3 separate regions of the Mus musculus genome follow, and regions 1 and 2 are each linked to region 3. Evidence: chromatin loops called from intact Hi-C (ENCODE). Cell type or tissue: gastrocnemius. All regions are shown on one strand. Region 1 holds the start of Bahd1 (bromo adjacent homology domain containing 1). Region 2 holds the start of Ccdc9b (coiled-coil domain containing 9B). Region 3 has its middle 13 kb from the start of Gm39914.

Region 1 (8,000 bases), 73 kb before region 3:
CCATTTCCAGACCATCCATTTCTAGATCAAATGACAAACCCTTTTTGGCGAGAGAGAGGAAAGGTGACAGCCCCCAGGCAGTGGCACAGCTGTTCTGGTGGAGTGGGATGGGAGCTGCATGCACTAAGGAAGAAACCATGGGAGCAGGAGCCTTTCCCAGATGTGCTGATTAAGGCTTATTATAAAGATAAAGGTTGTGTGTGTGAGTGTATGAGTGTGTGTGTGTGAGTTCGTGTGTGTGTGTGTGTGTGTGTGTGTGTGTGTGTGTGTGTGTGTGTGTGTGTGAGTTTTATCTGGGACCGTAATGGTCAAAGGCAGGGTAGAAACCCCGGATTGATATTAAATAGTTCTACAACAGGAAAGGCTCTGGATTGGAAGGAGGATTGTTCCAGATGCAGGGGTCCTGAAAATAGAGTGAAAGAGGACAGGAGGCCAAAAACTCCCTTTGGGGTACACGCAGCCTGTCTAAAACCCTGGCCTCCTCTTGGCTGGCTGGTGGACCAGCGTTCAAAAACAAGAGAGAGAGAGGGGGGACCCAGGAGATCAATGGGCTGCTAAAGGAGGAACATCAAGTGCCTTTAGAAAGCCTGCGCTCCTCCCTCCAGACCCCACCCCCAGCCATAAGCCCACTGAGCCAGAGCCTCCTGGGGCAAATGAGCCAGCCACCCACAGGGAGAGCTCTGAGGACAGAGTTTCTTTGGCTATTGAGCAGGCTGGGCTACTTAAGCTCCTGGGTCCTCCACCATCAGTCCCTCTTCCCTTCCACCTGGGTCTCAAATAAATCAACTTCTCCTGGTACCCGGACCACAGGGGTTTACCTGAAGGTGCCAGGGAGAAGCCCACTCCAGCAGTCTTGCTCTGGCTCTGTCAGTTTCCAGGTTAAACGTGGGCTGCCGCTTGAGTTTCTTTCCCTGTGACCAGTTAAATTTTTTCTTGATCCTCACATTCTCAAACCACCCCACCCCTATCATCAGAGTCTGCTGTCCTACCTTGCTCACTTAAGTGGCCAGAAATACCCTCTACTTCCAATCTGAGGACCGGGGTCTACCATGAGACACGATAATGGACTTGGCTGAGGAGAGGGGCTAATTTTGTGAGATGGAAAGTACAGTTGGCCTGTAAGTGTTGGGGAGCACTGCAGAGCACCTTTGCCTTGGGAGGCTCAGTGAAGGGAGAAGTCCTTCAGTGCCCTACTTTCCGAGGTTTGGGATTTTGCCTTCCCTAAGGATGGGAAGTAGGAGGACAGAGGTACTAAGAGACTTTGGCCCTTTGAGAAGTTGGCGCACCACGATTTTAGTACGGCCTTGGTAAACCGTGTCCTGTAGACTAGGTAGGCAGCTTGGGAGACCCCGGGGGCAGTTCTGGAGGTAAATGAATTCTCTCTCTCTCTCTCTCCTCTCTCCTCTCCTCTTCTCTCTCTCTCTCTCTCTCTCTCTCTCTCTCTCTCTCTCTCTCTCTCTCTCTCTCTCTCTCTCTCTCTCTCAGGCTATTGCCCAGCCACAGAGGCTGGCAGCCCTAGTTACCTTAAAAGCTGCCCGGGTCAGTGCACGTCAGTAGCACGGTCTAGGAAAGGTGGGGAACTGTATAGAGCGCAGGAGGAGCCCCTAAGCCACTCTCCGAGGCTCGATTTTTCCTGCTTACTAACCAGGCTTCCTCAGCACTCTGGGCGCTTCTCTGCCCTAGGCGTTCCAGGGCCCAGCCCCTCCCCGGCTGCTCCCAGGCTCGGGTGACTTGACACTACCCTTTTTTGCTCCTGCTCCTTTACCTCCCAAAGCGCCCCTCCCCCGCCTGAATTGGAAATGAGGCTTTGTTCAGGGGTGGACTCGGTATTTCTCAAGAACCTACTGTGTGCACATTACAGCTCCTTGAAGTGAAGTCCTGGGCTGGCTCTGGCGCTACAAGGTGTCCAGGACACAGCCCCTTCCCGCACCTCCCAGGGACTTCCCACCCCTTCATATGACCTCAGCCTGCTGTGCCCACCCACCCAGCTGACCCCGAGAGCGTGCTCAGGCTTGGAAAAGCACGTCTGTGGGTGTGAGAGACGGAGCCACAGCATAAGGCGACTATGGGGAAGCTAGGTAAGTGTCTGCACTGGTTCTACACTAGCTTGGGGACGCGAAGGAGTGTGTCCAGCCGCGCCTGTTGGGCTGCCCGCCCCTTTCCCTCTCCACCGGAGAGCTCTGATGTTCCCCGCGGTGGTGGAAGAGGGTGTGTGGGTGTCAAGGACTCACAGACCAGACTCTGCTGTCAGCTGGAAATGGATGAGGGTTCCACACTTGGCTTCTGAAAGAGGGCGAATTGGGAACTGGGGTGGGGGGCGTTAGGTGAAGGACAGAAAGAGGAAAAAGAGATGCGGGTGAGGGGTTACCGAGCCAGGACCGACCTTGCTAGGAAGGAAAGGAGACGTGGCAAGCAGGGAAGTCGGAAAGATGAGGCAAGGGCGGGAGGGGCTTCTCAGGAGTCGGGGCCCTTTCGCGCGAGTCTGGGGCCCTTTCAGGAGGAAAGGGGGTGTTGTTCTTGCTTGAATTTTTCGGTTGGTCTTCCCGAAGCTTTGCCATGGGGGCAGCAGCCTGAGGGTGAGGTGCCCCCTCGACCCTCAGTTTACTGTAGCCGGTGCTGGAGAGGTTACGAGGAAAGAGGGATGTAGAAGGGTGATGGTCAGGGAGGGGGCGCGCTAAGATTTTTCAGGGTGGGGGTCTGCAGTGAGGTGCTGGGGCTTCAGGGTCAGGTCACCATGGGATACTGGCTCAGGCTCCAAAGACCAGGAGAAAATACAAGAAGCCGGCAAAGAAAATCATCCCCCGCCACCACCCTTGGCACCGTACCCCTCCCCCCAGGCCCCACCACTCCCCGCACCGCCTCCCCCGGCCGCCTCGTGCTGCCCCCTGCGTCGGGACGACCGACCCACGATTCTGATTGGTTGGAGACCGGGAGGGGGAGCCGAGGGCCGGATTGGCTGGCGGGGCCAGCGCAGGGCGGGGCGGCTGATTGGCGGAGCTTGCCGAGGGGCGCGCCGCTGATTGGCTGAGGACGAGGAAGCAGGAAGGAGGGCGGCGGAGGCTCCGCTCTCGGGGAGTTTGTGGGGGAACCGCGAGCGGCGTAGCGGATCCCGGAGCCCGGCCCCCGCTGCTCGCCCGTCCGGCCGCCTGCCCCGCCCGTCCGGCCCTAGCCGTCCGCCCGCCCCGGCCAGGCGCGCCCGCCCCCCCCGACGGCCCCGCCCGACCGCGGCCCCCGCTCCGCCTGCCCGGCCCCGGCCCCCAGGAGGAGGCGCTGACGCAGCAGCGTGGAGCCCGGGAATTGAGCGCCCCCGGGGGGTTCCAGCCGCCGGATTCCAGCCCGGCCAGGGCCTGCGGGCGCCCGAAGCCGCGCCGTCCGCGCCTCTCGTCCCGGTGAGCTAGGAGCCGGGATCCAGGAGGGGGTAGGGGAGGGCGAACGAGCGAGAGCGAGCGAGCTAGGTAGGCGGACTAGCAAAAGGGAGAGGACCGGCCGCCCGTCAGCGCGCCCCGCCGAGCGCGCCGCGCCGCCGCCCCCGCCAGCCCCGGGAAGGGACGGACGGACGACAAGAAGCAGGTGCGGCTGCTTGCCCGCCCGCGCGCGCCGCCTCCCTCCCCCGGGTCCGGCGCTGCGGTCCCGCCATCGGGGAGCATTGCGCGCCTCGAGGTGACAGCCCCCGGGGGGCGCCCGCCTCGCAGGCCGGGGGCGGGGTGGGTGGCGGCCGCAGGGTGGCAGCTTGGCCGGGCGGCGGCGGCGCGGGCGTCCCGGGCTACGGAGGGCGGGAGGACGCGGGGTGCTTCCTCGCCGCGGCGGAGCCGGCTCGCCTCCGAGTGCGCGGGCGGCAAGGCCCCCGCCAAGCCCCCTCCCCCATCGTGGTCCCGGAGGCTAGGGGCCGCGGCTGGGGGCGTCGCCGCGGGAGCGCCCTCTCGGGGTGGGGGGCGCCCTCCCGGGTTGGGAGCTGACCGGCAATTGCCGGAGGGGGGATGGGGATGGGGGCCGCGTCAGGGCGAGGGGTAGTGTGGACTCGATCGGGTCGGGCTGAAGGAAGGGAGGCGCCGAAGACGGAAGGGGACCGGTTCGAACAGCGAGTGTGGGCCGCGGGAGGCCCTGTGGGGACCGTGCGGGGCGGCGGCCGAGTCCGAGGTGGGGCGGGGGGAATCGAAGTTGTCAGACCGCCTCCAAGTGACAGCGGGACCCGGTGCTCCAGGCCTGGCCTGGTTGTGCCCTGCCAGTCCCGCCGCCTCTCCTCTGGGGCCGTGGACCGGGTCAGGTCGGGCCCAAGGGGCCCGCTCGGCGGTGAAGAGCCGGACAAAGGCGGCGCCCGAGCGGGCGCAGGTAGTGGTATCGGGGAGGGGAGCGAGTCCGGGGCACCCACCCCAAGGGGCGGGCACGGGGCCGGACTCTGCCCTGGGGACTGCGGGGGCCGGGGCGTCCACCGGGAGGAGCTGCGGCACTGGCTCTGGTCTGTAGCCGCAGATATCCTCGCGGCTCCGGGAAGAGTGGGGTCGACTTAGCCAAGGCGGAGGGGCAGGGTTGAGGGGTGTGCGCACCGAGTGCCCTGGCCGGTGGCGAATGGGCTGGTGGACTCACAGAGGCGAGCGGAGCCTGCTAGCAGTGAGGCTTTCAGCAAGTCTGCCTCTCGGTAGAGGTTTAACTCCACCTGGGATGTCTCCTAGTGGCCCATTGTCGGCAGTCTTAAGAGCACAGGCGGCTACTTGGATTGGGACTAAGGGACCCCACCCCCCAACACACACACCCACTGTGCTTGGCGATGCCTTCACTATTGCTGTAGCCGTCTTCCTTGGGCAAGAAGGTACCCACATAGGGACATGATAAAGCTGAGTCCATAAATTGAGGCAGAAATTTGAAGACATAAAATAAGGTTTCCAGCTTTCTTTTGTACCACCTGACACGTTTCTCCCCATCTTCTACCTCCATAATCTTCCACCAACAAGGAAAGCCTCAGAGAGACCACATTTCTTGGGGACACCACTGTTCTAGGACACTTTGGGATCTCTGGCTTAAGCTGTGAGCGCTAACCCCAGCGGGTGAGCAGCTCTAGGCTGTATGATGTTTACCCGTTTGAGAAAATCCACTCGGCTCCGGTGCCCCTCCTCATGTGATTAAGTTGGGAACAGGAAGAGAGGAGTCTCAGGCTGATAACAGCTGAGAACATGGCCTTTTGCTGAGAAAAATCTGGGTTGGAGTGGCACACCAGTGGGACTGGTCGAGAGCAGCACTCGGCTGTGTTTGGCTCTAAGCCCACCGTGAGAAAGCTGCTGTCTGCCAAAGGAGCAGGAACAGGGTATGGAGTTCATTCATAGCACCCCGGCGCTCTCTCCCCAGGAGAGTCTGGACCCCAGCTTGGGTGGAGTTGAGGCTTGTGGGGAAAGGGGGTATTACCTCACACAAGAGACTGAAGTTTGTTGGAGAGAGTTTAATTGTATGTCTAAAATCCAGAGAAGGCTGGAGAATCTTTCCTTTTGCTGGGGTTGCACTGTGTGTGATTTCTTTTGGTGGCAGTCAGAAGGGTGACCTGGTTTGGCTGCTGGAAGGTGGGAATTGCCAAAATAACATTTCCCTCTGTGGCAGGGGTTTAATCTGGCAGGAGATACTTGTCTGTCAGATGAGTGTTTGGGAGGGCTGGCCCTGGGGAGTTGAGCCATTAACTGAGATGGTTTTGGTAGCCATCTCTTTCTGTCCCTCTCCTCCCTTGTTTCTCTCCTGTACCTCTTATCACTCTAGAACGGATGCTAGCCTGGGACTGGCAGCAAGTCTCTTCTCTGCGTCCTGGTGTGCACTACCATTGCTGGGGTTGGTTTGTTCTTTTTGGTGTCTCCCTCCCTCCTTCCCTCTCTGTTGCCATGTTCCCGGGTCAGTTTCTTCCTGCTTCCTCTGGCTCTTCTGGTCCAGTCTGTACACAGCTAGCTACCAGATCTTTCTTCCGAAGCACCCCTTCCACATGTCAGTTTCTTACTCAATTGTGCTGGCTTCTTTTTGCTGCAGTCTAACCCTAGGCAATGTCCCTAAGGCTATTTGCTAGTCCTGCTGAGCACTTTTGTCTGTCCTGCCCTTCGCACCCAGCTCCTACCCCTTCCTTCTCTCCCACTTGTTTTTTGTCTTGGCGTTGACCAGTGAGCTTGTGAAAATGGATTGTCTAACATGGTATCTTCTCAAATGCTTTGTAGATTGGAAGGTTCTTAGGAATCGAAGTAATGAGTTAAACGCGTGTGTCTGTGTGTAGTCTAATCTTACTCTTGGTGTCGTGTGATGTGGAATTCAGTGTGGATGGAGGGGAACCTTTGGCTTTTCTAGAAATGCTCAGTATGGATGCAGTCCTTGGAGGTCTCTGACCTTTTCTGTGAAAGGTGTATAAATAGGGCACGTCTGTAAGGCTCTGGCCTTGGGCATGTTTAACTGCTGTTTCTGATCCATCTGCTGCTGAAGATTGTTCACATGACAGACACCACACAGACAGGAGTTGGAAAGGGGCTGTGGTCCTGTCCTCCCATTGTCCTCATGGGGCCAGTCTCTTGCTGTACCCAGCTCTGCTGTGTGTTGGCAGTTTACTTGTTGTCTATGCTACCGTATGCTTTACCTCTTTCCGCCTGGGTGTCAGTGAGGGAGAAAACGCTATTCGGAGAACCCCTGACAAATAACCCTGGATCAGCCCTGTGGATGGGATTTGTATGGTTCCTTTTATATTAAGTGTTTTTACTGACTTCCCAAGGTAGAGCTTTGGGGAAGAAATGCTATCATTCCAAGTGCCTTAGAAGTTGGTGTATTGACGATCAAGCCTACACCATGGGGGATGTGGGAGAAGACTGATGACTGGTTTGGAACTAGGTAGTGAAGAGACAGATGTACCCCTGCACCCATCCTCTTTCCCCCAAACCTTTCAGTTGTGCCCCAGTTTGATGATTAATGAACCAGCATTTACCTTCCAATCGGAAAGGCCACCCCTCACAGTTGCCATGGCAATGCAGACCTCTCCCCTGTCAATTAAGAGAGAAAAAAAAATCCTACTTCTCTTTTACTGTAACAGAAAAGCCACCTCAGAAAGCCTCTCCTGAGTGCGCTCCTGATCTGCCTGTGCTGTCTGCAGCATGCATCCTGGGACACAGTCCTTTCCTTTCAGGGACATTGCCTGAGTTTCCGCACCTTGAGCAAATTTTGCCCCTCTTGGAGCCAGCAACTCTAGAACCATCAGAAGAGGAAACAACCTTTTAATTTATTCAACCATGATGCAAATTACAATCCAGAAAGAGCCCTTCTCTTCTCTCTTCTGCAGAGATAGAGGAAGTGCCTCCTTACTCTCGGTGTTTAGAGGCGAGGCGTGAATTGGGTAGCAGTCAAGAAGGAAATTTCAGTAGACCCGAAAGAAATTCAACCTAGCATACCTGCTTGAAATTGGAGTTCAGTGAAAATTGGCTAATTATTTTCATTTCTTCCCACCTCTCCATCTTAGCATCTAAGAGGACTTACAATGTTTTCATTTTATCTACTTTTGTTCCTCTTGGCCTTGCTCAGGCAACATCTGGCCTCAGTGCCTTGTCACAAGGTGAGTCACTAAGGAGGAGAAAAAAATCCAAAGGGGGGGGGAAATCCCCAGAGCTGAAAAGTAGCCTGTGTTGAACCAAAGCTGCCAGCCCAAGCTGCTGGGTTTATGGAGCATTATATGAACAGTCCGGACACTAAAGGGCCTCCTTTTTATGAATGGGTTGTGGAGAGTATAAACAAAGCAGCATCTCTCAATGGGGAAGCATTTCACATGAGCAACACTACCCCGACCCAAGTAGTTACCAAGTAGTTACAGGCGGGTGCTTGCTAGCATAGTCTGGCAAGGCTTGCTTCCTTTGTGCCTTTGTGACTTTGGAGGGACTATGGTTCTGATGCCGCCAGCCAGCGCTCTCTAGCTGTGTGGGCTTGGCCTTGTCTTGATGGGCCAACACCCTGTCTTTGAGCTCTCAAAAAGATGGGAAATACCATGTTCGGCCCAGAGCTTA
Region 2 (8,000 bases), 210 kb before region 3:
TCATGGCTGAGCCAAGGGAGGGAGACCTGAGGTCTGGAAGTCTCAACTGCTCACCTTGGCTTTGTTTTCCATGGTGACAGCAAGTTCCACCCGGTGCCCCATGCTGAAAGTACCCGGTGCGTCTGCAGCATCTTCATCATCTGTCAGTGTGGTAGTCACTCCAGGTGAAAGGGGCGCCCTGGCCCAGTTTCTGCTGACCACCCTCTTCTCCTGCAGAGCGAGATGCCTGTGTCCTCAGGCCACATGGGTCATCCTGAGCAGAACCTGGGTGCTGGGTGCTGGGGGGAGGGGTTCCCTAGGTTTGGGTTCCAGCCCTAGGCCTCCCTGGAATGCCCGTGGCAAAGCTTGGCCCTTCAGGAGTTCACATGCCAATGGCATTAGTTATTCAGAGCTCAGAGCCAACAGAGGGATCCAAGATGCCACAAGGGCTTGTCATCTCTGAATCAAAAAAAAAAAAAAAAATCCAGAGTATGCAGACAATATGGCCTTATCTCTAAGACACTGATTCTTTTGCTTACAGCCCAGACTTCTCCCTCCTCTGCTTCCTGCAGGGTTTCGGCCTCAGGGTCTGGGGTAAGGAGAAGGCTGTGCTCTGCACATAGGGTTTACATGCAGAGCTGTAGGACTGGGAAAGTCTGTTCAAAGGTTTCTGTTTGGTAGCCTTTCATCTGTGGCCCTTTGGAGAAGATGGCAATAGCTTGGGAGGTCTGTTGTTGCTGGGAGACACCCAGAAAGGCAATTAGGAGAAATGGGATAGTGTTAACACCCCAGGCATGGTCCAGGCCTCAACCCTGCCTGTCTCCAAGGTGAGACTTACACCGGGAACCTGGCTGATGGTGACCGTGAGGCTGTCGGGTTGGAGGAGCCCTGGAGTGGTCACAGCCATGCCCCCCTGCTCCGCCTGCCGACGATCTTCCTCGATCTCCTGTGGGAGGGCCTGAAGTCAGCAAGGCCATGGCCCCCCAGGCTCACAGACACACAGACACTGACAGGCCTACACAGAAAAACACCAATGGGACACCAGGGGGCAGAGGCACCACATCACCAGTGCCCAAGACTTTGATGGGGGCATGGGCTAAGGCCCTCAGAGAGAACCCACTGTGTAAACAGCCTTTTGAAGGTAGCCAGGGACCCCAGCCACAGGAGTCCTCTCAGCCGACACAACACACTCACCTGGTACCTTCGTAGTAAGGCCTGGTTCTTCTTGCGCAAGGCAACTATCCTACGGTCCAGCTCGGCATCTTTTTCCTCATGCCGGCGCATTGTGGACTCGGCTTTGTGGGGCCCCTGTAGAAGGCATGGAACCCAATACAAGGAACGGATTTTAGCCCCAAGCTACAGCACCCAGGGTGAAAGAGGTTTCTTAGGAAGATGGTCTACAGAGGGCCAAACCCCACCCCAGTGAGGCCTGTCTGCCAGTTTGCCTACTGAGGGCTCAGGTCAGGGTTTCATACCCAGGGCCTCGGCTCCCAGCAGCAGGCTGCCCCTCCCCCTGGCTCCCCAGGGGGTTCTGCTGTGAGCACAGTCTGGAATGAGAGTTAAAAATGGCTCTGGCAGCCGAACCTGCCGTGACTGGGAAGCTGCCAGGGGATTCAGGAGGTCGAGGGGGGACACTTTGCCTCCCAAATCTAGAACCACACACACAGAGACAGGCTTTAGCTTGGTTCTGGCCTCCCAGGCACCGGACCCCACTCCCTAAGCCTGTGCCCAGTCCGAAGGAGAGAGCAGCTCCCACGGGCTCCGCGAGCCCTCCAGGTCTGAGCTGCTGACTGATGGGGCAGGAGAACAGCAGGCCCAGCTGGGAGCAACTCTGGGCCGAGCCATGCCTCTGCATCAAGATCTGCGGTTCTTCTCTGTCTGGCTGTGGGGTCTATGTTTTGCTCAGCGCCTTGCCCGGCCCACCACCTGCCTCCTCGTGGCTCTCTTTCTCCCAGGCCCAGCTGCCACCAGCTGTCCCCAGAATGTGGCTGCTTCGTAGCTTAGCTCCCTCCCATCCTCTAGAAGCCCCCCTGCCAAAGAGGAGGTGCCACTCACGGCCAAATGCATGGAAATACCAGGCGCTGAGAGAATTTCAAAACAGCTCCCGGGAGCCAGAGCTGGAGGGAAGCTGGAGCCACCAGAGCCGGCCCTGTCGGCCTCTCCCTGCCGGCTTCTGCTTCGCTGCTCAGCACAAGAGATCATGTTGTGATTACAAAAGAGCGCTCTGGGCTCCCAGCCAGGAACGCCTAGCCGCCACCCCCACCCTTCCACTCGCAGAGGGCGAGGACCGGGGCACCAGCAGCCGGCTGGTCTTGTCTAGCACATATCCCTGCCCTGCCTCAGTGTCCTCGCACAGGAGATCTAGGCACGAAGGGCCCACTTTCACCTGTGATCCTGAGCCCCAGTAAGACCCGCCCGCCTGTGTGTGCCCACAAATGGGATAGCTGGGTCTTCATCCCTCCCACTAGGAGAAAAAGGCAAGAGATGCAGGTTCCACACGATGGCTGACGGCCCTCCCTCGGGGCGTTTCTCTGCTTTCCTGCTGGCTGTCCAGTCAGCGCATTTAAGTCGTTAGATAAGAGTGAGAAACCTCCTCCCCAAGGCCATCTCACACCACCACAGACCCAAAATGCCACTCTCCCCCATTTGGTTTCTGAGCTGGAATGTGCTTTTCTCTGTACTCCAAGCATGGCCACTCCTGGAGGCCTAACTCTCTGGGTCTCCAGACCCCTACCATGCTAAAAGGAGCCTTTCTATGGGGTCCTTAACCCAGCAGAAGCTGGGAACAGTTAGCAGCCCTCTTCCCTTGGGATCCTCTCACAGAGCCCTTTCATCCTGACACTCCCAGGATAACATTTGCAGACTCTCAGATCCCAAGAAAGGACACAGACTCCTTCCCCAAGTAAGTATCTTCACACAGCCGAGGCCAGTCTCTGCCCAGGGGTGCCTAGGTCAGCTTCAGTTCTTATGTGGTCCTGACTTCCAGGCCTTGACATGAGTGTCACAAACTCTGGCATCCCCTATGTCCCTGACTGACCAGGCCTCAGATATTTCCCCTCACCATAATCTACCCCCACCCCGGTCTCTAGCCACCATGCTAAGGCCCTTTGCTGTCCAGGCTCTCGCCCCTGGCCCCACACCCCCATCTCTGCAGCTCCTGAGTTCCCATCCTGCTTGCAAATGCCACTGTGTACCCTCCTCCCTTCCTGCCGGATGTTCCCACTGAGTCAGACTCTTGTCTACTTTCCCAGCAACAGTGACGCACCCGAGCTCCTAGATCTCTCTCTCTCTCTGTCTCCCTCTCCGCTTTTGTCTACACACACATACACACACACACACACACACACACACACACACACACACACACACACACGTACAAGCACACACTTCCTCCACCTTCTCTGCACCCTGCCTCACAAATACTGCTGAGGTCAGCCTTATCCCAGAAACCTCCAGAAGTCCCAAGCTTCCCACTGTAACCGCCCCTGCTACACAGATCGCAGTCCGAGAGGGAGAGAGACCTAATGCAGCCCCCACTCTTTGTAATTTTAGTCCTTGATCAGGTTTAGAAAGGAGGGATGTAAACAGACTACAGAGACGAGGCCAGGTTTTTGTCCTTCTCAGCTTCCACTGCCAGCCAGTGTCAGAGCAGAGGGGTCAGGAGGCACAGGTAGACATCTGGCAACCCTGCAGATAGGATGACCCAGCCCCCTGTAAGAGCTTCAGGAAGATATCCTGAATGTAGACACAAAAGTTTCCCAGCCACCAGGCTGAAGTACCATGTACCCTGAACAGCTCCAAAGACAAGACTGAAGCTCCAGCTGCCGGCCACGTGTTTCCAAGTGTCACTCACAGCTTCTCACGCCCTTGAGCAGACCCCACAAAAACACGGTTTACCAGTCTGCTCTCCCACCGGACAGAGGCAGATTGCTATACTAAGTGCTCTGAGCTTCCCCCATTGCCTGGCCCAGTGCCCCCATGCCGTAAAGCCTCATTGCCTGCAGGATGAGTATGGAATTAGCCAGCACTACACTGTGTCACTGTGGGTACCTGTGCACAGGCTGTAACTGCCTTTCTGACCACTCAGATAGATGGACACAAGCTGAAGAAGGCAGGTGTGTCTCGACGGATCCCTGGAAGAGGGGAAATGCCGGGCTGTGGGAGGGGGCGGGGCTTGAGAATTTCCAGTTCGATATTTCCCAAACCAGGTGTCTTTTTCTCCAAGTCACCACTAGGGGGCAGAAGCATTCCAAAAGCTTGGCTGGCAATTGGAGTGGGGGTGGGGTTTCCTTCAGCCCCCTTTCTCACTATCATCTCCCAAGTCTAGCTCAATCCCACCTTCCAACTCCATCAGAACAGTCAGACTACACAGAGGTAAAAGCTTTATTTTATTGATGAGCCTGACAGGTGTTGTCTCTCATGCAGGCTACCTTACCTGTTTGTACTGCAGACGATACAAAAAGCCAGGGTGCTGGCCTTGCTGTCCCTAGGCCTCTTATTACAGCTACTCCACCAAAACAAGTTTGCTTGCGATGTCTCTCTATGCTCTCTCTTTCTCCTACTAGGGTTGGGCAGGATGACCTAGCCTGGTCTTGGATCACTGCTCTCCCCAGGTGACTCCCTGCACCTTCCCAGGTCACCTGCCAACTCGGGTGGCCACCACACCTTTAGGGCCTACGTCAGATGGACTTTATTGGTAGCATCTGGAAAGATACAGTTGGAGCCAACTTCAAGAACAGGATTGCTGGAAGTCCAAGCTTCTCTCTAGGGGACATCTGCCCAGGAGGAAAGGCTTAAGTCCATAGAGGTAGCGCTGCTCAGACCCTCTACCCCATTTCTGTCAGTGTGGACATCCCCACTGCTCTCCCCCACCCCCGCTCCTGTGGGAGACTGGTTGACTGAGTATAGTGTTTGGCCCTTGGCCTACTCCTCAGGCTCCGTCTAGGCAGAGGGAGATGGGATGGTGGATTCCAGTCTCCTTCCTCCTTACAGGCAATGGCTCTTATGTCTTTATAACACCAGGTGGCTATCCCTCAGTGAGTCATATGATGATAACATTCAAATACCTAGCAACATCCATATTTGGAATAGTATGTAGCCAGAGCAAGGTTCAGGCCGTTTTCCTCCTGCCTCAGGCAACTGCGCGGTGGTCATCTCCTCAGTTGAAGGAGTGCCTAAGGCTGCCTGCCTCCCTCAGTTCTGGGGTCTGAGTATGTCACAGTCATCTAGTGTGTGGACGAGGGATGACCTGAGGTGCCCCTTTAGTATCTTCTCTGGGTCTCTTTTCCTGTCTTCCACCCAACGTATCAAAGCCAGGCTCCTGCAGCACTGGTTCCAGACAGTCCCCCTGTGGCTGCTCCCTTTCCAGGCCCCAGGCCATTCTCTCGACCCCAGCACTAGGTGCTTCTGGGAACAGATCCTGTCCTTTGCCTGCCTGCAGATCCCAGAAGGCTGCTCCCACCCCAGTGCTTAGGAATGGCTCTTTGTTGGGGCTGAATCCTTAGAGGTCACTTGTGGGGAAATGTTGAAGAAGATAGACAAGGATAGGTTGGAGAAGGCAGCTCAAAGGACATTCTTTTCTGCTTGGCCTCAACACCACCCGCTCCTACAGTGGACATTCCTGTCTCATGAAGTGTCCTAATTCCTAGGCCTGGAACGGAGACCTCAAAGTACATGAAGTCGGGCTGGAGAGACCAGTCCTGAGCAGGTTCCAAGTCTAGGCCCCACCTTACCAAAAGCATGCATGCCACAGCAGGGTAGCTTCTGAAGGGAGCAGGTGACCTGCCTGTCTTCAGACTGGGTGTTGCCGCCTGGGACCTCACTCCATCCCTAACCTCCCAGGCTGCAAGGCCCATTCTGAAGTTACACCCAACCTGCAGCCCCAGTCTTAGCAGTGGGAGATGAACCCCAGTGTGGGACTGACCCCCTGTCCCCAAGACTCCTTGGGTTTGGCCTCTGTTCCTCATGGTGGAGACAGAGACTCACAGAGTTCTCCCAGAACCCTGTATTCCATCCCCCACCAACTGCCACCCTTGGTAGAGGCTGAATTTTGCCTGCATCTGGACCTGCCCATCACACGCCATTGGCAGAGCATCAACTGTGGGCTTCACCTAACCACATAAGCAAGACTCATACAGGAAGAGGCAGAAAAACAATGGTGGCCCACCCCCACTGCCGTGTGCGTGTGCGTGTGTGTGTGTGTGTGTGTGTCTGTGTGTGTTGAAACAGGCTTTCCCTGACTTTCCTGGAACTCACTCTGTAGACCAGGCTGCCCTGGAACTCAGAGATCCACCAGCCTCTGTCTGTGCTGGAAATAAGTAAGGATGGTGGCCTTTACAAGCAAAAGGATGTCCGGTTAGGAAAGTAACAGCCAGACTGGGGAGGTCACTAGAGGGCAGCCTCAGCAGTGACAAAGTCAAGGAGCTTCATTGAAGATCCCAAGGCAGGGCTGATAAGGCTCTGTGACAGGCAAGGAAGTAGAAAGTAGAAAGTCTCAGATGGGCCGGTTGAGGGAACTGGGCAGTGTCCAGACACCAGAGAGTGATGCTGGGGCCTGGAAGGGCCCTGTGGGATCTGGGGAAAGAGAGAGCAGGGGAAATCTTCAGGGAGACACAGAGCCAGGACAGTCTCCAAGTCTCAGGCCAGAAGTCCTCTTGGGAGCAGAAAGAGCTAGCCTGTGTCTCCCTAGTACATTCCTCACGTAGGTCTGGAGAAAGGGGCAGAGGCCCTGGGGCAGAAACTACACAGGCTCTAACTACCAGGAAGCTTACCACCTCAGGCTGGGGTGTGGGTGACGCCACGCCCAGTCAAAATAGAGGGGCCTGGTACAGTTTTGAAGGGTGACAAGGACAGAAGCCCATGAGCAAGGCTGAAGTGTGGGTGGTGGGAGCTAGCCAGATACAATCATGCAAAAGCCAAAGGTGGTGATGTGTGCAGCATCCAGAAGCCCACTGTGAAGCAAGGGGTGATGGGTAAGAGAGTCAAACAGGCCAGCGGTGCTCACACTCACTCCAGGAACACATTGCACCCACAGCTTATGGTTGCTGGGTCTCTACCTGTGATGTCATTTGATCTCCTCAAGTTCTGAAATCTGTGAATCTCTGGGGAGATCAGAGTCAGTGACCTGCTTCACTGTCTCTGTGGCTGAGGCCTTCTCCCTCCTCCCTGGCACTAATAGCCCTATAGCACTTTCTCCAACCCATGTCCAGGGTGGGATACCTTTGTCAGGTAGGACATTTGCATTGGGAGTCTATTGTGTGCCCTCATCAACCCAAAGAGTCCATGTGATGTCCCCATTGCCCTAGGAGACCCCCTTACATCTCTTCCTGCTCCTGATGATCTCGATTCTAATCCCTGCTTCTCACCACAAATATGCCCTCCTCATATCCCAGGGAGGAAGGTCCCCTCTGTCATTAAACCAAGCATTTTGAGTTCTTTATCCCCTGTGAGGCAAAGGGCTGGTGGTGGAGGGGTGCACATTTGGCTGAAGCTCTGCTGGCCTTAAACATCTTAGGACTGTGGCCACAGTCCTAACCTCTGCTGTGGATTGGCCCCAGTGTGCCCATCATTGCTCTGGCAGCTTCCTTATCCCCAAAGGTCTCTGGTCAGACCACCCACAATGTCTTATCTTCTCTGTCTATTCCATCAAGACAAAGTTCAGGCCTTCTCCGAACTCCCTCAGCACCTCTACTTTGGCCTTCCCTATCCTAGGCAAGGGGCTCAGAGCTTGGCTCCAGAAAAAGAAGGAAGTGAGCCCTCCATTCTGGAGCCCAGAGCATTGCTCCCACCTCCCTTCTGGGAGGGTCTATGAGGACGCAGCTTTTTTTCTCAGGCTCAGCCCAAGGCTGGAAGAGAGGTAGGTGTAGCGTCAGTACCTCTTAAAGATAACGGGGAGATTCTGAAAGAGGAGGGCTGGTAACACAGGTGGTGGTAGGCATAGGAAGTACCATCTGCTCGGACTGCAGTGTGGGAGCTCTGCAGGCACCACACTTTGCAGACCTCCTCTGGGGCTCTGCCTGTCT
Region 3 (8,000 bases):
AGAGGCCTTAGGGTTTGGTTCTCAGCACTTGTGTCCGGTGGCTCACAACCATCTGTAACTCCAGTTCCAAGGCACTCATCCCCCTCCTCTGGCTTCCTCGAGCACCAGACGCTCATGCAGTACATACACATACAGGGAGTCAGAATACACAGACACATAAAAACCAGGCAGGGTGGCACATGCGTTTAATCCTCGCAGCACTTGCGAGGCAGACGCAGGTGGATCTCTGAGTTCAAGGTCAGCGGGGTCTACAGAGTGAGTTCCAGAGGACAGCCAGGACTACACAGAGAAACTGGTGAAAAACAAAAGCAAAAGTGAAAACAAACAAACAAACAAACAAACACACAAAAAACAGGAAAAAATTCACCAATTTACACGTATGTGTAGTACACACCTATAATCCCAGTATTCAGCCAGTGAAGATGGAAAGATGAGAGCCAATCTCAGCTACCTAATAAATTCCAAATCAGCTTGCGCTGAATATTCTCCTGCCTCAGCCTCCTGAGTGCTAGGATTACAGCCGCACGTCCCTTCTAGAACTGTTAAATTAGCTCTGATAGGAATGATGACAGTCTTAGGGAAATGTGCAGTTACCAGTAGTGGCATTATGTATTTTGTGACATTGAATTTTGGAGGGCTCACTCACCTGCTTCCTACCCCTCAGTCCTGTTTCCCCAATGAAATCACCAGCTCCCACTTACCTGAGGACAGCTGCTACGATGAAGGGGCCTCGTGGGTGTTTGTTTCCTTTCAGAACAGCCACATAAGATTTCCACTTCTTCCTTTCAAGTAAACCGAAATTTAGAGCAAAGGACAAGCGAAACTGGACCTTCTAAGAGCGAATCTTTAGATTAAAGGGTGGGGGCTGTTTCCATTTTATTGATGAAAATGTGTTTGCTTTCTACTCAGTCAGTTACCCATTGTGTATAGCATGGCATTTTCTGGTTCAAATGGCTATCTGGGTAAAATACCAAAATTTAAAAATCTTTTTTCCTCCACTTCTGTTTCAGTGTTGACAACTCTATTAGAATCTGAAAGTCAGTACTTTTTCAGCCGAAGGACAGTTCAGCCGAGATGTTTGATTTTACCATACAAATGTGATTCGCGTCCTTTAAAATAATAAATAAATAAATAAATAAATAAATAAATAAATAAATAAATAAATAAAGCACTCAGAGGACAAAAGCGAAAAAGAATAGTTGGCCGCACGCTGGGATGACTGCTGGGATGGGAGGCTGCGCGCAGGCTTCTGAAATACTCCCGCCAAAAGCCAGGGTGGGCTCCGGGCCTCCGCTCGCTCAGAGATGCAAAGCCGCGGGTGACCGGCCTCTGGCGGCGGACGTGGCTCCCCCTGCAGGACCGATAGAGAACTGCGCTGGAAAATGTTCCAGCCTCATGCGCCCCGGAGTCCCGGCTTTAAAGGGCTGCTGGCTGCTGCGCGTGCCTGCTCGCCGCTTCCGGGCTGACAGTGTGGGCTGCAGGCAGTGGCCGGCCCAGGACACCGAGAAGATGACAAGGAGTGGCTGAACCCCAGGGCTCAGCCTGGACAGTCGACCACTGACTGCACGTGGGGGGTGGGGGAGATCACCTCGCCCAGGACAGAGTTCAAAGGTGGCTTCCCTCGGTTTTTGTCTCTTCCTACCACCCCACTGTCTTTTCTCGGCTTCCTTTTTTAAAACAATAGTCTTAACTAGAGAAACTCTAAAACGCTATGCTTGTGCAAGTTATTCTTAGATAAGTAATTTAACCTGTCCAGGATTCAGTTTTTCTTTTCTTTTTTTCTAGTAATACTAAAATTACAACTCTTTTTTTTAATCTGATGGTATCTTATAAAATTCAATATGTGCTTACTCTATGCCTAGCAAAACTCCTAAGTATTTATTCAGACGAAATTAAGATCTACACCCATGTTCAGAGCAGTATGACAGTAGCCAAATGTCTATCAACGCATAAGGAAGGGCACACCACACCGTGGACCTGACTGCCACTCAGCAGTAATCTATGATATTATATATCAGAGTGCTGGGCTCTTTGAGTAGTATGGACAGAAAGCAACCTCTGGAGCAATGGAGATGTTGTGAATCTTGACTGACTGTGGTTAATGTCTGTGTGAGTTCATATACTTGTTAGTAAACAGTACGTGAAGATTTATACATTTCAAAGCATGAACATTAAACTTTTACATCAATTTTAAAATATCTTTGTTTTGGGACAAGGTCTTGCCATGTAGCCTAGGCTGTCCTTGAATAGTTCCTGTGTCTACCTCCCCAGTGCTGAGAAAATAGAAGGACAATAAAAATATTTTTGAAAAATAGCTGTACCCAGCTTATAAGTGGTTTTAATTATGAAATAAGCTACGCAAGAGGTTTGGAGAGCTGGGGAGAGATGGCTCAGTCAGTAAAGCACTTGCCCTGAAAGCCCACATTCAGTCTCCAGAACTCCAGCTTTAAGATGAGCGCTTGTAATCTCACTGCTGGGGACACAGAGGCAGGGAACCCCTGGGGTTCACTGGCTGTCCAGCCTAGCCTACTCAGACAGCAAGAGACCCTGTCTTAAAATGCTAAGGAGGATAGCCGAGGTTGCCCTCTGGTCTCCACATGTGCACACATAAGCCCACACACAAAACTGTAAGAAGAAAGAACGTGTGGACCTAAATGCCACCATACAAATCCTACGTATATGCATGCAGTATTTATGCAGCACTTATATCTAATATTCATAGCTAGCCCCAAATCCTAGAGACTGTGAGAAAGACCTATAGTTTAAAGTGCTACATGTCAGAAGTGTCTGTGAGAAAAACTCACAGTACGAAAGGAGGAATCAGCCTACTGCCGTCTTAACCAAAAGTGGGGTTGAGAGGGTTAAATGGGGCCACATCCTTACATTTACATGTGATCAAGAAGGGATACAAATGTGCATAAGTTATTCAATATATCTTTCTGCTATAACTACTTACTATGTTGTTGGTGGTTTTTAGTTTTTAGACAGGGTCTCACCGTGTAGCCTAGGTTGGCCTCCAGTTCACAATTCTCTTATTTCCATCTCTGAAGCTTGATATTATGCCTGCCCTGATAGAACTCTGCATCTGTGAAACATTGCTTCTAGTCCAAATGCCAGAGAGTCACAGAATTTAGCAAGGGACAGTGCACATTCTTCTGATGTGGAAACCACACATTCAGCGATCGCTGCTCCCTGATGCACCCAGGACATTGCACTAGCTGTGGCTTTTCAATCTGGCCCTTTCCTAGATGCCGTGTGCCTCGTGGAAAGGGGACGTCCATTCTGAATGCCTGAGTGGCAGGCTAGCTCTGTCACTTATTACACCTGAGACTGTGGATGTCACTTAACCTCTTCAGCCTTAGCTGCAAAGCAGGAATGACCTCATAGGGCTTTCTAAGCTAGTTGGATAGGAAAAGGCATGTGTGAGTCAGGGGACAGGGGTTTGGGATGGGGTGGGGCACTGAAGCTGAGGAGAAAGCTCAGAGGGTAAAAAGGATTTGCTGGGTCAGTGTGAGGACCAGAGTTCATATCTGCAGTACTCGCTGATGGTACTTGTAATCCCAGCCATGAGTGGATTCCCCGGATTGACTGGCCAACCAGTCTAGTTAAAATGGTAAGATCCAGGTTCAGGAAGAGACCCCCCATCTCAGAAAATAAGGCAAGGCTGATGAGATGTCTCAATGGGCATAGGTTATTGCCACCAGCCTGAGAACTCAAGTTTGATGCACAGGACCTACATGTCAGGAGAGAATGACTCCCACAAGTTGTCCTCTGGCTCCTACAGGTGTGAATCTGTACAGACACGTGGAAACGCAAACAAATAAAATTGTTTGCAAAGAATTGCAAATTGAAAAAAAAATCAAGATGGAGAGCGATAAAGGAAGACACCTGCATTGGCTTCTGGCCTGCGCATGCACTCGAGGATGCCTAGCCATCTCCTCCTACAGAAAGAAAGAGAAAGACGGTGGAGGTGGGGTGTTGTTGACTAACTGCAGGGAATGCTGAGCAGGTTGCCTGGAGTAAGCAAGTGTGCGTGCCAGTGAGCAATTTAGGAGATGCAAGCCCCCCCCCTCCTCTCTGCACAAACGGGTGAAGATGTGGCAAAGTCTCTTGGAAGGGCGTGGGGGTGCGGTTCAAGTAGGCATGATTCAGACGCTGCTCAAATAAAGGGGCCGTAAGAAACAGCCAAACAGGCAAAAAGAAAGAACTTTCTGGACGAATGAAGGGCTGTGCCCCCTGCCCTATGCGTACATGTCCTTTCTTTGCTTTCCTCTAGAAGCCTTCAATAAAATCCACGTGCTCTACGAAAGCGCTGTGTAAGTGGATTTCTAGGGAGGAGTGGGAGAGTTACCAAGCCCTGCCTTGAAGGGTACAGTCAGGAAAGTCAGGTTGCAAACAACACCCATGACTGCCTTATCCTGAATGTGTCTGGCACAGTCCTAGATTCGGGTTTTGTGTTTAATGAGTGACAGATTTTTTAGGTGGCGCTTCGTGTCTACGTGTTCTGGCAAAGGAATCTGCTTGGCCCCTGCACAAGTGTTTGTGTAACGACAAAAGGGTCTTGGCTCTTGTGTGGTGGGGATGTGGTTATAGTGGGCTCCCCGGCACACGTGTTTGTATAACGACAACGGGGTTTTGCATCTTCTGGTGGGCGTTTGTGTGGTGGGGGTGCGGTTATAATGTGTTCCAATTCTTCCTCCCTACAGACCGGAAAATCTCCCTCGTTTGGACGCAAATTATTCTCTGCCGCTCTCCACTTAGCTTCACGCCGGTGGAAGGCGCCCAGCGAGCAGCGAGTAGCTGTTCCGCCCCTCGGGGACCTCATCACTCCCTCCGGTGGCTTCTCGCCCACACCGAGCCTCTAGGGAGCTACCCTAGTGGGCCCATGGTTCAGCGAGTGACAGGACCTTCTCTTTCCGCCCCACCCGGTATTGACTCGGGGCATCCCTTGAGCGCCCCCTGCTCGTGACTCCGGCACTTGCTGCAGTTCCCAGCCCTCGCGAGCCGCGGAGCGCCCGGCCACGCATCCCCGGCCGGGTCAGGATCAAGGTCTTAGTCCTGCTGCCGTGCGGCTCCCTGGGGCTGGGACCGAGGGAACGTGCGGGTCGCGCAAGCGTGAACTTGGGGCAGCCGATGCCGGTGCCAGCACCGCCGCCGGCGAGGCGGAGACGGAGCGCTGGGTGAACCCGGTGCTGATACAGTGCAGGCCGCGGCTGTGCAGCCCCCCCGGTCTGCACTGCGCCAGCCATGCGCGAGCCTGAGATCAGCCTCATTAGAACAGCGTTTTAGATCGAATTTTCGGGTGGCTCTTTGGAGGCCGCCAGTCTTGGCACAGGAGGGTAGGAAAGCAGGCTCGCTCTGGTATGTGGTGCAGCGATAGAGGAATTTTTGACCACTGCGCTAACAACCTCGCCTGCTCCCCGAACTTATGTTTTGAGGACAAACATGACAAACTGTGACATCGCCCAAATGCTTTGTATTTATCTACACAGAGCTGACATTTTCATACCTATAATTGATCTGATCCTCTGTTTATTTTGAGATAGAGTCTCAAACTCTGGATCCTAAAGCTTCCACCGGAACTCAGGGATTACAGGCATACACCACCCAGCTTCCTGATTCTAGCTGCTTCTTCTCCTCTCCCTTCTCCTCCTCTTCCTGTCGCCATTGTCTTCCTCCCGTGTCCCACTCTTCCCCAGACCCTCCATCAGCCTCAATACTGACCCCTGGCAATTTAGGCTAACACAACTCCATCAGCTGTGACCCAAGTATTCAACTCACATTTCTGCTCCCATTTGGTTCCCAGTCTTCCCGTTCTAGGCTATTTCTGGCTGTCTGTTATATGGCCCTCTCATTAATTCCTGTCCTTTAGGTGTCCTAAACGCTGTCCTCGCTGTGCCTGACTCAGGCCCAACCTTCCCTAAGATCTAGATTCACCATCTCAGTTCAGAGCACGGTTTCTAGATGGGGCCTGATGAAGTTTGTGTAGCAGACTAGTGCTCTCAGAACCCTCCCTGGAATCTCTAGGCTTGGAAGGATCCTCTTCCTGCCCAACAGGTCCCCCAGGACAAAGTCGGATTTCTTATTCTTCTCCCCAAGGGATTTGAGCTCTGTTTCTCGAGCTCTTCTACTTTGGGAGGTCCTGTGTCCTCCTAGGATGGGCCACACAACCTTTATTGCCAGGAAGGATGATTCCTACCTTATTCTTCCTGTTGGTCTGTCCAGAGATTCTGCTAGGTTTTTCACACCAAGAATTGGTAAAGGAAGCTGGGCAGTGGTGGCACACTCCTCTAATCCTAGTAGGGCTGGGGGTACAGATCTGAGTTGGAGGTCAGCCTGGTCTACAGAGCTACTTCCAGGACAAGAATTGGTAAAGGTGTCAGGGCCAACCTGCCTCAAGTCCAGACTGTCTGTTTCCTTAGGCTGCTAGTGAACACTGAATACCTGCTGAGTGGCTTAAGGAAGACCATTGTCCTTTCTCCCGACCCAGCTAAGTTCCATCCTTTGCATCAAGGCTGGAGCCTAGCTCAACTGAGGGCTTAATTAGAGCCTGCCTTTATCACTTACTGTCGTTTTTTCACACCCTGTCAACAGTGTTTCCAGAAAGAGATAGTGATGTCAATTCTGTTCCTCTGGTCACCTACACACCTTAGTCAAAAACAGCCAACCCCATGCTAGGGGGAGGGGGAGCTATCCTTCATCTCAGAGTCCTCAGAAGGAATGTGTGCTGTGAATCGGTACCCGGATGTGTGTTTATAGGTCTTTGCTGCCCCCGGAGGCCTCCACGGAACTGTTCCTGGCCCACCTCTGAGGACACACCATGCCTTGCCTCACGTGTTCATCTTTTCACATTGGAAATAACACTTCCTGAGTTTTAGAGTTTCTTGCACCAGGAAATCATCAGGCCAGTGAGGACAGCTATATTTTTGTAAGTTCATTGAAAATACTATCACTAATTATTATCATCCTTTTACTTATAAACACATTTTTTATTCTAAAAATACAAGAATGACAGCATTTCCAGATTAATCACAAGTTTTTGCTTCTTTAGAATCTTGTGTGGGCCTAAAGTAGCCTTGAACTCCTGACTCTTCTGCCTCTGCCTCCTGAATGCCTGGACTAGATGTGTACATTAGCACATTCAGCAACACATCTCTAAAATCAAATAAAATGTTCTCTTTAAAAATTGGATTGCTAGGCATGGTGGCACATGCCTTTAATTTTAGCTCTGGGGACTCAGAAATACGTGAATCGTTATGAGTTCGAGGCCAGCCTGGTCTACAAAGCGAGTTCCAGGACAGCCAGGGCTATAAAGAGTGACCCTGTCTTAAAAAGAAAATTCATTTTTGGGCTCAGGAGATGGTTCACTAGGTACTTAGCACTCACACTTGAGAAACCAGACTTGGGATCCTTGACAAGCATATAAAATCCACTGTGCATGATGGGAGGCAGAGACAGGATCTCCAGAGACAGCTGTGTAGCTAGAAGAGCCAAGCCAGCAAGCCTTGTTTGAGGGTTCAAGTAAGGAAATCTGCCTCAAAATATAAAGTGGAGAGCAATAATGGAAGATACCTTATGTCAACCTCTGGTCTCCACATACACGTGCATGCACATGCCCATGGAGATACATGTGCTCTCAGGAGGCTGACAAGATCTCTGAGTTTGAGGCCAGTCTGGTCTACAGAGTGAATTCCAGGAGAGCCAGGGCTACCAGAGAAACACAACAATAACAAAAAATTTACCGCATCATGATAATTTTTCCTCTTTTCTAGGGAAAAGCACTTCAAGATCATTGGTGAGTCAGGAACTGGATTCCACACAGAGTACATCACTCATCCAGCAAACAAGTTGCCTGGCTACTACTGTATGTAACCAGCACTGTTCCACGCCCACCTTCTCCATCCAACCCCTCAATCTGGATGGACTGGCCTAGGCTCAGGTCTCCCAAAGCCATGTCTTAAGCTGCTTGAGGCTGGATTACATTTGGAAAAGAGCTGATG

The links. Hi-C counts contacts between places; a loop is a spot of excess contacts. Peaks named below come from ENCODE experiments on the same cell type or tissue, not always from the same donor. Only the 100,000 strongest peaks of a DNase experiment are listed, where the experiment ranks them.
Region 1: it touches region 3 in a loop (4-fold over the local background); 26 of 42 quality-filtered maps call a loop at or near these places.
Region 2: a loop joins it to region 3, with 2.3 times the contacts of the local background. A loop is called at or near these places in 12 of 42 quality-filtered maps.

What each region holds. Positions count from the first base shown.
Region 1 is chr2:118,898,369-118,906,368 of GRCm38, forward strand. Bahd1 (bromo adjacent homology domain containing 1) reads left to right here and starts at 3,247. Exons shown (of 7, transcript NM_001045523.1): 1 at 3,247-3,389. Gm32957 (a long non-coding RNA gene) reads right to left here and starts at 2,812. Exons shown (of 4, transcript XR_003954052.1): 1 at 2,384-2,812; 2 at 819-911. In gastrocnemius, CTCF peaks have their summits at 2,845 and 4,443; DNase peaks (open chromatin) are centred at 1,776, 2,203, 2,480, 2,974 and 4 more places; H3K4me3 peaks cover 3,841 bases; H3K27ac peaks cover 2,669 bases.
Region 2 is chr2:118,760,472-118,768,471 of GRCm38, forward strand. It overlaps Ccdc9b (coiled-coil domain containing 9B), which reads right to left and starts at 2,190. Exons shown (of 11, transcript NM_001001982.2): 1 at 2,035-2,190; 2 at 1,174-1,287; 3 at 818-925; 4 at 55-210. The coding sequence starts at 2,181. In gastrocnemius, CTCF peaks have their summits at 1,035 (motif pointing right), 4,218 (motif pointing right) and 6,343 (motif pointing right); DNase peaks (open chromatin) are centred at 220, 993, 1,560, 1,951 and 4 more places; H3K4me3 peaks cover 3,359 bases; H3K27ac peaks cover 3,927 bases.
Region 3 is chr2:118,971,504-118,979,503 of GRCm38, forward strand. No RefSeq gene overlaps it. Among named protein-coding and RNA genes, the nearest start is that of Gm39914, 13 kb to the right of the region's middle. In gastrocnemius, a CTCF peak has its summit at 4,961; DNase peaks (open chromatin) are centred at 1,352, 4,089, 4,575, 4,973 and 1 more place; H3K4me3 peaks cover 2,427 bases; H3K27ac peaks cover 1,328 bases.